Regions from separate parts of the Homo sapiens genome. Here region 2 is linked to region 1. A link is a loop called in an ENCODE intact Hi-C map of the cell type or tissue named here. Cell type or tissue: MCF 10A. All regions are shown on one strand.

The links. Hi-C counts contacts between places; a loop is a spot of excess contacts. Peaks named below come from ENCODE experiments on the same cell type or tissue, not always from the same donor. Only the 100,000 strongest peaks of a DNase experiment are listed, where the experiment ranks them.
Region 2: a loop joins it to region 1, with 2.8 times the contacts of the local background. A loop is called at or near these places in 1 of 110 quality-filtered maps.

The regions. Positions count from the first base shown.
Region 1 is chr4:21,802,477-21,807,476 of GRCh38, forward strand. All of the region lies in intron 1 of KCNIP4 (potassium voltage-gated channel interacting protein 4), which reads right to left. Among named protein-coding and RNA genes, the nearest start is that of KCNIP4-IT1, 48 kb to the right of the region's middle. In MCF 10A, no CTCF peak of the experiment used is centred here; no DNase peak of the experiment used is centred here.
Region 2 is chr4:22,017,138-22,022,137 of GRCh38, forward strand. No RefSeq gene overlaps it. Among named protein-coding and RNA genes, the nearest start is that of KCNIP4, 71 kb to the left of the region's middle. In MCF 10A, no CTCF peak of the experiment used is centred here; a DNase peak (open chromatin) is centred at 2,744.

The sequences.
Region 1 (5,000 bases):
TTTTTTATTTCCATATTGCAGATAAGAAAACAAAGGCCAAAAAATAATAAATTATTTAAAGAAATGTACATCATAATAGAAACAGATCTGGGGCTAACATCAGGTTTCCTGACTCCTGGACTGGCATTCTCTACATTGTACAACAATTACTCATTGTTGTTTATCTTCAGCTTCTAGCAACAGACATGGGAATTAATCACTCTCTGAACATGCTTTTGAAGGAAAATAATGGTTGAGTGGATGAATGGAAGGCTGACCTATTAATAAAAAAGCACAAAAATAAAGACACGGTTCCAATAACATCTAAAAAAGATATCATACATATCATCACATTTCCTAAACCACATTCTCTCTCAAAAATTGCACCCCAACTTTCATTCCCAGAAAACAGCCTTCCTATTCAACTGATAGAGTCAGCTTTAAAATTACTGATCCTGGAATTTTTTTAAAGGGGCTTTAAAATGGCCAATTATCACAACAGGATGGTATATTTCAAAATTTCCTTATATCAATTCCTGAACCAACCTTCCTGAAATTCTCCCAGTTCCATGTCTTCCCTAGTACTTCATTTTTGACACAAAGGTTAAAAGTAAAGGGATGAAGGCCTGCTCCAGAAGACAGACAAAGTGAATTTTAGTTCCAGTATATAGCAGGTTTTTGACGTTAGTAAAGGTAGTAAACGTGCCATGCATCAAGCCGGTAAATGTCACGACATCTCTTGAGTTGCCCAAGCCAGAACACCTCCCTCTATCTCCCACTTCCTTGATCCTAATCCATTATACAGTCTTATTTATTTTAGCTATAAAATATATCCAAGAAGAGTCTACAACTCTCCATTCTTACTTCCTCTGTTGTCACCCAAGCTTTTATCACTTCTCATCTAAACAACCCTCTGGGCCAGTCTTCCCACATCCAACGTGGATCCTCCCCAATATGTTCTTCACACAACATCCAAAAATCTTTGTACAATGCACTGTGATGTGATAACACCATTACCTTCCCTAAATGTTTCAATGGCTTTCTTTCAGCTCTTTGAAAAAAAGATCACAATTTTCAACATTCAGCCTCTAACACTGGACCTCACCTGCCCAACCCCCACCATTACCCTGCCCTCTATTGCTACTGGTCTTCTCTCAATGTCTCCAAAATGCTACCCTATCTGCTGTCTCAGGTCCTTTCCCTTTGCCCTTCCCACCTTTCCCCTTGTCTGTCCTTCTTACCTCTCAGTTCAATAGACACTTCCCCAGTGAAGCTTCCAGACCCCTGTTATACAAACAGGCAATTCCTGTCTCCAGAGCACTGATTTCATTGGCAATTTTCTACTAATTAGCAAATTATCTTACTTATGTCTGTCTCTCTGAACAGAATAAAAGCTCCATGAGAACTGAGACAAAGTCTCTTTATATCCATTTTACCTCCAAACATAAAGTACTTGATCTCCAGGCAAAGATCACGGGGAATAGATCAGCAGTCAAACAAAGCCAGGCTCATTGCAACAAGGGAGAAAGCAACCACGTGGAACCATGAAGGAAAGGTCTCAGTAGAGGTTATTAAGAGGGGCTTGGTACAAGATTTGGCTTTGTGTTAGAAGATTTTGTGGAAGATTCAGACAAATCTAATTTTCCTCTCAACTGGGGACTGTGAATTGGATTTTTCTGTTGAATGCTGAAAAGCAAGGCCAATTCTATGACTGGGTATCTTAGTAGTTTTCATTTAGAAGGCAAGAAGGACAATGCAAGGCTAAAATGATGGTAAAGAAACAGCAGTCATGTTAGCTGAGCACACATGGTCATTTTCATGGCTTGGGTTGTGTTCTTGTTTTGTTTGTGATCAGACATGATTATAGAGTGGTCTTGTTTTTGTCTCACTCCATCATGATCATACAGTGACCTTGTGTGATGTAGATATTCTGTGAAATTATATATTTGATGAACAAACACTGAATTAGCAGTTACAACCAAGCCAGCTCAGTTGACCACAGAAATTTCACTTTTTCTTTTTCCTCACTAATAAATAATCCTGTGACTTGGTTGTAGAAGTCATTCATCAAATAATTGATGAAAACCTGAATGAATAAATTTAGCCACTCTTAGCATCAGCTGCTTCATGTTTGGGGGATAACATTTCACCTGCTCAAATTAGACCAGAAAATGACTTTAAACCACTGCCACTTTAAAAACCTATAATTCTAAGATATTCAAAATTTACTTGAATATTCATATAACAGCCTATAGATATGTTATCATAAATATAAAAGGAAAACTAAGTTATAGAATTTTGTGACTTAATGAAAACTTTATTATCTCCCTCCACACAGGCACTTACATTCCTAAACATACAATTTCATTCTGTCACATTCCACTGCCATTCCACTCACTAACAAACAATATATTGAAACCTGAAATGTTAGAACGCTAAGAACAAATTTATACAAAGCTAAGAACAAATTTATAATGTTTACCTGACAACAGAGAAATGACTACAATTCAATGGAGAAGAAAAAGACCACAAATTAAAAATATTCCTTCACTGGTTTAAGAGGTAGAGATTAGGATCTCACTGTGAGAGTTCACTCTCATTGCAGAACAGAGGGCTGAGAAGGCAGAAGGACATACAGCCTTTTGAACATCCACATGTGGTAATGGTTGCACTACTCTAGAAATCTATACAGAATCACTGGATATTACATTTGCAATGGGTGGACTTCATGGTATGTAAATTATACCTCAATAAAGCTATTACCAAACAAAAGTTGGTGGAACTCCATCTAGATGTATTGATATGGTTGGGCTCTGTGTCTCCACCCAAATCTCATCTTGACTTGTACTCTCCATAATTCCCATGTGTTGAGGGAGGGACCTGGTGAGAGATAGTTGAATCATGGGGGCTGTTTCCCCCAGACTGCTCTGGTGCACTACCAGAGCACCACGAGATCTGATGGTTTTATAAGGGGTTTCTGCTTTCATTCTCTCTTGCCACCACCATGTAAGAAGTGCCTTTCATCCTCTGCCATGATTGTGAGGCCTCCCCAGCCGTGTGGAACTGTGAGTCCATTAAACATTTTTCTTCCCAGTCTCGGGTATATCTTTATCAGCAGCATGAAAATGGACTAATACCTGTATGTCCACCTAACAGGAACCCGAGGCTGTTTACCAAATATCCTGCAGTCTCACTCTTTAAAACACCTTCATCTGTAATATCTCTATACTCTCTGCCTCCATGAATTTTCCCCTCTATGGAAGATTTATCAAGCAAAATGGGAGTGGAAAATCTCACCCTTCCAGCTACACCCTTCCTGAGCCCTGGCCAGTAAGCAAGTTCATCTCACTTGAACACTTGAACCATCCAGACTGTGGACTTCATATCCAAAGGCCCTGTGCTTGGCAGGGCATGATACAGGTGTGGCACATATTAAGCAACTCAGTAACTCATAGTAGTGGTGTTAAGAATTAGGCATGATGAAATGAATGTGTCAAGAATGTAGGTTACAAATGGAGCTGCTTTTCCTTTAGGAATTTTCTGTTTAGATGGACACATCAATTGTATCCTGGTTTTCTTCTGACATATAAAATAGGAGACAAGTGACACTAATAAAACAGCATGGTAGTTAAGGGTTTTTTCTGCCTTTCATATGCTTAAATGTTACCAAAACATTATATACTCTGGACCTCTTCCAAACGAAGCTGCATTAGAGGCTTCAGGTCAATGTTTTTTAAGGTACAGTCCCACAAAAGTTAAGGTGGGACAATAAAATACATACATTGTGTCATGTAGCATCACAGGGTGTTATTCAGTACAATATAGCACCCCATATAGTATTTAGTTACTACTTGCCTGAAAAGAAGATCTATGTCTTTCCATCTTGCCGTTTACAATTCTGTATTTATTTGAATTATTTCAACAGTGACCTGTAGTTATTACATTAATGTTACTTGTGTACTCAGAAGTAAAAAAGTGTGAGAAAATTGTACTAAAAATTTGTCACCAAGGCCAGCAAAAATTACTTTTATATAGAAGAATCTTGTTACAACCTATGCAAAAGAGGGAGATGACTGATTAATATTTTAGTTATACTCTTTCAATAAATATGTAGACTACCTGTCACATTTCAGGCACTGTATTCAGCACTGAAATACAACTGTGCATAAATGCACACTATTAACTTCTCAAAGTTCATGACCTGTTGGGTTAGACATTAAACAAGTAATTATTTTTTTAAAAAAACAAATCAGAAGTTGAAAGGGAAAACATATGAGAAGTATCAAATATGCATGGCTAAAGTATTTTTCCATGAAGATGAATAGGAATCTATAGACATTAAAAGAGCAGTTCCCAACCTTTTCAGCACCAGGGATCGGTTTAGTGGAATACAGTTTTTCTACAGACAAGGAGGGTTGGATGGGATAGTTGTGGGATGATTCAAGCACATTATATTTATTGCACTTTATTTCTATTATTATTACATTATACTATACGATGAAACAATCATACCACTCACCATAATGTAGAATCAGTGGGAGCCCTGAGCTTGTTTTCCTGCAACTAGATGGTCCCACCTTGAGGTGATGAGAGACAGTGACAGATCATCAGGCATTAGATTCTCATAAGGAGCATGCAACCTAGAGCCCTTCACATGCACAGTTCACACTAGGGTTCATGTGTCTATGAGAATTTAATGCTGCCACTAATCTGACAGAAGGTGGTGCTCAGGAGGTAATGCAAGCAATGAGGAGCAGCTGTAAATACAGACAAAGCTTCGCTTGCTCACTGACACTCATCTCCTGCTGTGCTGCCTGATTCCTAACAGACCACAGACTGCGACTCGTCCATGGCCTGAGGGTTGGGGACCCCTGCATTAAAAGTCCAATTCTGTCCTGCATCTGGTAATTTACACATCTCCATGAAGGCCAGCTACCTGATGGCATGCGTGTTAATACATGGCCATCTAATCTGTGAATCTATAAGAAGGATGAGGGGTCACTCAATCTAGGGCAGCTTGC
Region 2 (5,000 bases), 210 kb after region 1:
TCAAGTTTTGGCATACTAGCAAACGGTAATATCAACTGTTTTCTGAAAAGGCTATTAAAATGCTCTTTTTATTTTTCCAACTGTATGTTTTGTAAGACTGAATTTTCTCTATATACTTCAATCAAAATAACATATTGCAGTGAATGGAATGCATAAGCAGATGCAAGAGTCTAACTGTCTTCTATTGAACCAGATATTAAAGAAATTTGCAAAATGGTAAACAATGCTATTATTCTCATTAATGTTTTAAAGATGGAGTTATTTTATTAAAATATGTAGGATATGTTAACATATAGTATTTTACAATTTTTGATGAGTTTTAATAAAGGTTTTAAAATATTTCTATTTTAATCTCTAATATGATAATTAGCAGATATGACACAAGCTCTATTGCATCTTCAATGATTTTTAACAGTGTAAAGGGATCTGAGACCAAAAAGTTTGAGAAGTACTGAGATAAATGAATGCCATAAAGAAATGCCACAAACATTTTCAATTTATCCTATATAAAGAATATTTGCTATATATCAGGCTCCATGGAAGATTCTGTGTTTATAGCAGGGAGATAAAAAACAGACCCAATCTCTCCCCTCATGAAATTAATAATCTGATAATAGTCTGTCACATTATTGTATATTATTAAGTGCGGAGATAATAAAAATTGAGTCTACAGTTACTATTGACTGTCGTAGTTCAAAAATTTGATTAACATGTCAAGATAAACAGAGAGATAAGAAAAAACACTGTAATTATTTCTAGAGATTAATAGAAAACTGTGAATATTTTTTTCATCTATTCATTTTGCAGGAACTATTTAACATTATTTAATTTTAAAATCTGCATTTCAACGCATTTATTTTATTTTAAGGTATAGTTATTATAAGTGGCCCATAGTTGCTTATTTTATGTAATATAATTAATATTTTTAAACTGCAGAAATTTAAAAATATCTACTTACATCTAATGCAATTACTGATAGAATGGATTTTAAATTTATTATCATATTATTTGTTTTTTACTTTTTCCACCTGCTCTGTCTTCCTTTTTCCTATGTTTTGTCCCCATTGAAATTTATTATTTTTCCCTCTCTGTTAGCTTGATTTTTATAATTTTATTCTATCCTTTAGGGGTGATTCTACATCAGGGTTTCTCAACCTCAGCATTATTAACAATTTGAGCCAGAAAATCCTTTGTTATGAGAGTAACTTACCTGTGCATTGTAAGATTTTAGCAGCAGCAGTCACATCACCCTACTTGTGACAATAAAAAAGGTCTCCAGATATTGTCAAACGTCTTCTGGAGGAAGTGTCTCCAGGTATTGTCAAATGTCTTCGGGAGGTCAAAATTATCCTTGGTTGGGAACTATTGCTATAGACTCAGCAAAATTTTAATGTAAATAAGAACATGTAAATAAGAACTTTTTTTCTTTCTTCTGGATATGGAAAGCACTTGCAACATTTATCTCTATTTATTCCTCCTCACAACTATTACAGTATACTTGTTGCTATTTTAATTTTCTATGTATTTCCAATTCCATGATATTATATTGTTTTTCATCATTAGTATTCAATTGCCCACATATTTTCTGTTATGTTGTTCTTCACATCTTCCTGCAAAGCTGATCTTCTTACTATGATTATTTTTATTTTACTAGCAGAATACTTTTATTTTCTCTGGGGTCATATTCTGGTGATAAACTCTCCCTGTTTTTGTTTGCCTAAAAATTCGCTTATTTTACAGTTATTTTTGAAGACTATTTCCACAGAGTATAGGCTTGTAGGTTGACAGGTTCTTGTTTTTGTTTTGACAGTTTGACATTTTATTTCATTGCTATTCTTTATCCATTGTTTGTGTGAAAATCAGATATTAATTTAATTGTTGCTCATTCAAGACATACTTTTTCAGATGCTTTGAAGATTTTGTAATTTCTTTGGTTTTTAGCAGTTTGGCTGTGATGTGCCTTAGTTTGGTTTTCTTTGTATTTATCTGGCTTAAGTTTCATAGTGCATCTTGAATCTGTGGCTTGAAATCTTTTGTCAGTTTGGAAAAATCACAGCTATTTTCTCTTCACATATTTCTCTGACTCCATTTTCTTTCCTCTTCTCCTTCTGGAACTTCAGTTACACGTACATAGATGTTTTCACATTTGTGTGTTTGTGCAATCATTTTGTCTCTCTTTGCTTCATTCTATGTATTTCCATCTGAGCCACCTTCTATCTCCCGATTTCTTTTTTCTGAGCTATATCTAAACTGCCAATAAATCTATTCATTGAATTATTGATTGCAATTATTGTATCTTCTCAATCCATAATTTCCTTTTGATACTTTTATAAAATACTTTTCAGTTCTCTGACAAAATTCCCAATTTTATCTTATTTCTAGAGCATATTAAGCATAGTTATTTTAAACTCTTTATCTGATGACTGCATTATCTGGATTGTCAGTACATCTATTTATATTGTCTAAGCCTTATTTTGATTATTAATCACATTTCTTGTTCTACATATGCCTGTATGATTTTATTTAGGCTCCAGATGCTACCTATAAAAAATTGCCAGGATAATTTGAGGCCTTGGACGATGGTATCTTCTTCCATATTTGGGCTGAGTAATTCTTCACTGCCTTGGTAGCTTTCCAATTGCTTAATGCATTTTTTTGGCACAATTGTTCTTTTTAAATTATACCGGTTGAGGCCAATTTTTGTTTGTTTGTTTGTTTGTTTTGCCAATGCCTTGCACACGATATGACGCCCAAGTGTGCATTGCTGGGATGCAGCTCATGGCATGTGTGACTCATTATGCAAGTTCAAGATTACCCAACTGGGTCTTTTCCATGTTAAACAAGATTAAACCTCTGAGCATGCATTTGGATATTGTAAAAATATCTAATTGCTATAAAAGTTTTGAAATACTCTTAATTTCTCTATTATTTTTTTTTTCTGCATATCTCTAGTAGTCTAGCGACCACATTTTAGTGGCACTGCTATAGAACACACTACACTATTCCAAGAAAAAGTAAGAAAATTCTCTGGTTAAAGGAAGAGATCTAAAATAAGAAAGACCTACTTTGCCTTGAGGAAAAAAAAATTATAGGCTTAAAACCAAATTAACAAAATTTAAATAAATACATGGGCTAATCTTTAAAGGATTTTGCTCTAAAAAAAATTCAGCAAACATTTGCTCAACTATCCCCATGTTGTACAGAGAACACTATGCCTTGAGGATTATTTAAAGCAAACTAGAGAATTTCATTTGCATATGTACTAAAACCTCATTAATTCAAAATCTGATAATTTGCCCAAGTAAATTAATACTGTAAGAAGAATTACAGTGAAGTATTCAAAACCTCTTAAAGAACTAAATTTTCAATCATTCTCAAATACTTTAGAAGCAGCTTTTCTCTTATAGAAATTAAGAATATGCTAATTACTAACTCCATGTATTTTTTTTACAGCAGTAAGTCTCATAGAAGTGGAAGCAATGTCTTGTGAGTTTGTTCTGTTGCATGTTCACACAAAAAATTATTTGAAATAAACAGAACTTTTTTTAATGCTTCCAATAATTTAGCCAAAATTTCTACCTCCCAATTAGTTAAAATTTATAGCTTTAACTAGAATATCACTGTATAAAGAATAAAGCTTTTGGGGCCAGGCACAGTGGCTCACGCCTGTAATCCTGAAACTTTGGGAGGCCCAGGCAGGCAGATCACCTGAGGTTGGGAGTTCGAGACCAGCGTGACCAACATGGAAAAACCCCGTCTCCACTAAAAATACAAAATTAGCCGGGCGTGGTGGCACATGCCTGTAATCCCAGCTACTCAGGAGACTGAGGCAGGAGAATCGCTTGAACCCAGGAGGCGGAGGTTGTGGTGAGCCAAGTTCGCACAATTGGACTCTAGCCTGGGCAACAAGGGCAAAATTCTGTCCCCACCCCATCCCCCAAAAAAAATTTAAAAAGAAAGCTTTTTAGTGGAGTATCTGGGACATCTATTGCTTTTGTTTGATCAGTGTCCATTCCTCTTTATTTTGTAATACAAACCTCATTTTTCTTAGGACTTTCTCTAAATCCAAGTTATTTAGCTATGTGACTAAGTCCAAGTTATTTAGGTAAGTGACTGACTCCAGGAGTGATGTATGAGTTAGAGATAGCTAATCAGAAATTCCCATCTCTCTGACTACAATCACTCGTTCAAAGATAGGCATGTGACCAACAATGAGTCAATGAAAGATACACCCAAGACTTTTGCTGGAACTCAGGAAAGAAGCTTTTTCTGCAGACATTTGCAAAGCAGAAGGTTGTAAGCTTGAGGTGGTATATGAGCAAATATCTACTACTATTGGCAAAGAACAGTTGAAAATTAAGCTAACATTAAGGAAAAGGGGAAAGGAGTGCCAAGAAAAGGAAAAGACCAGTAGCTAATGCTTATTGAGAGGCTGGATGCAACCGGATCCTGAACTAAATTTGTACTATGAGATACCTCTTGTACCTATGGGTCAACAAAATCCACATTATTGTTAAAACAAGTTGTTGGGTCATTCACAAACAAGACTCAACTGATTTTACTGTTTATTTTGTTACGTGTAGAGGGCCACAGCAGGACTGGGAATAAAAAGAAATTCAGTAAATAAAATGCATGCCAAGGAAATTATAATATTGTTGGATGGAAAGAATATTAGTTGTTAAATCCCTAAAGACAAGAACTTTGTCAGTTTATATTTTTCTGAGTGCCCAGCAAAGTAGGCACTAAACAAGTATTAGTTGAATGACTGAATGCACATGTATGTGTATTCACTCATTCATCTGACAAACAATTATTGAGGACCTATTATGCCTCAAGAACTATTCTTGGAGCTAAGAATACAGCACAGAACCAGACAAAGTTGCCTGTTGAAAGGTTTTAAATTCTAGTTGCTATAGACTGAAAGTGTGTGTCCTTCAAAATTTCTATGTTGAAATCCTAGCCTCCAATATGATGGTATTAGGAAGTGGGGCCTTTGGAGG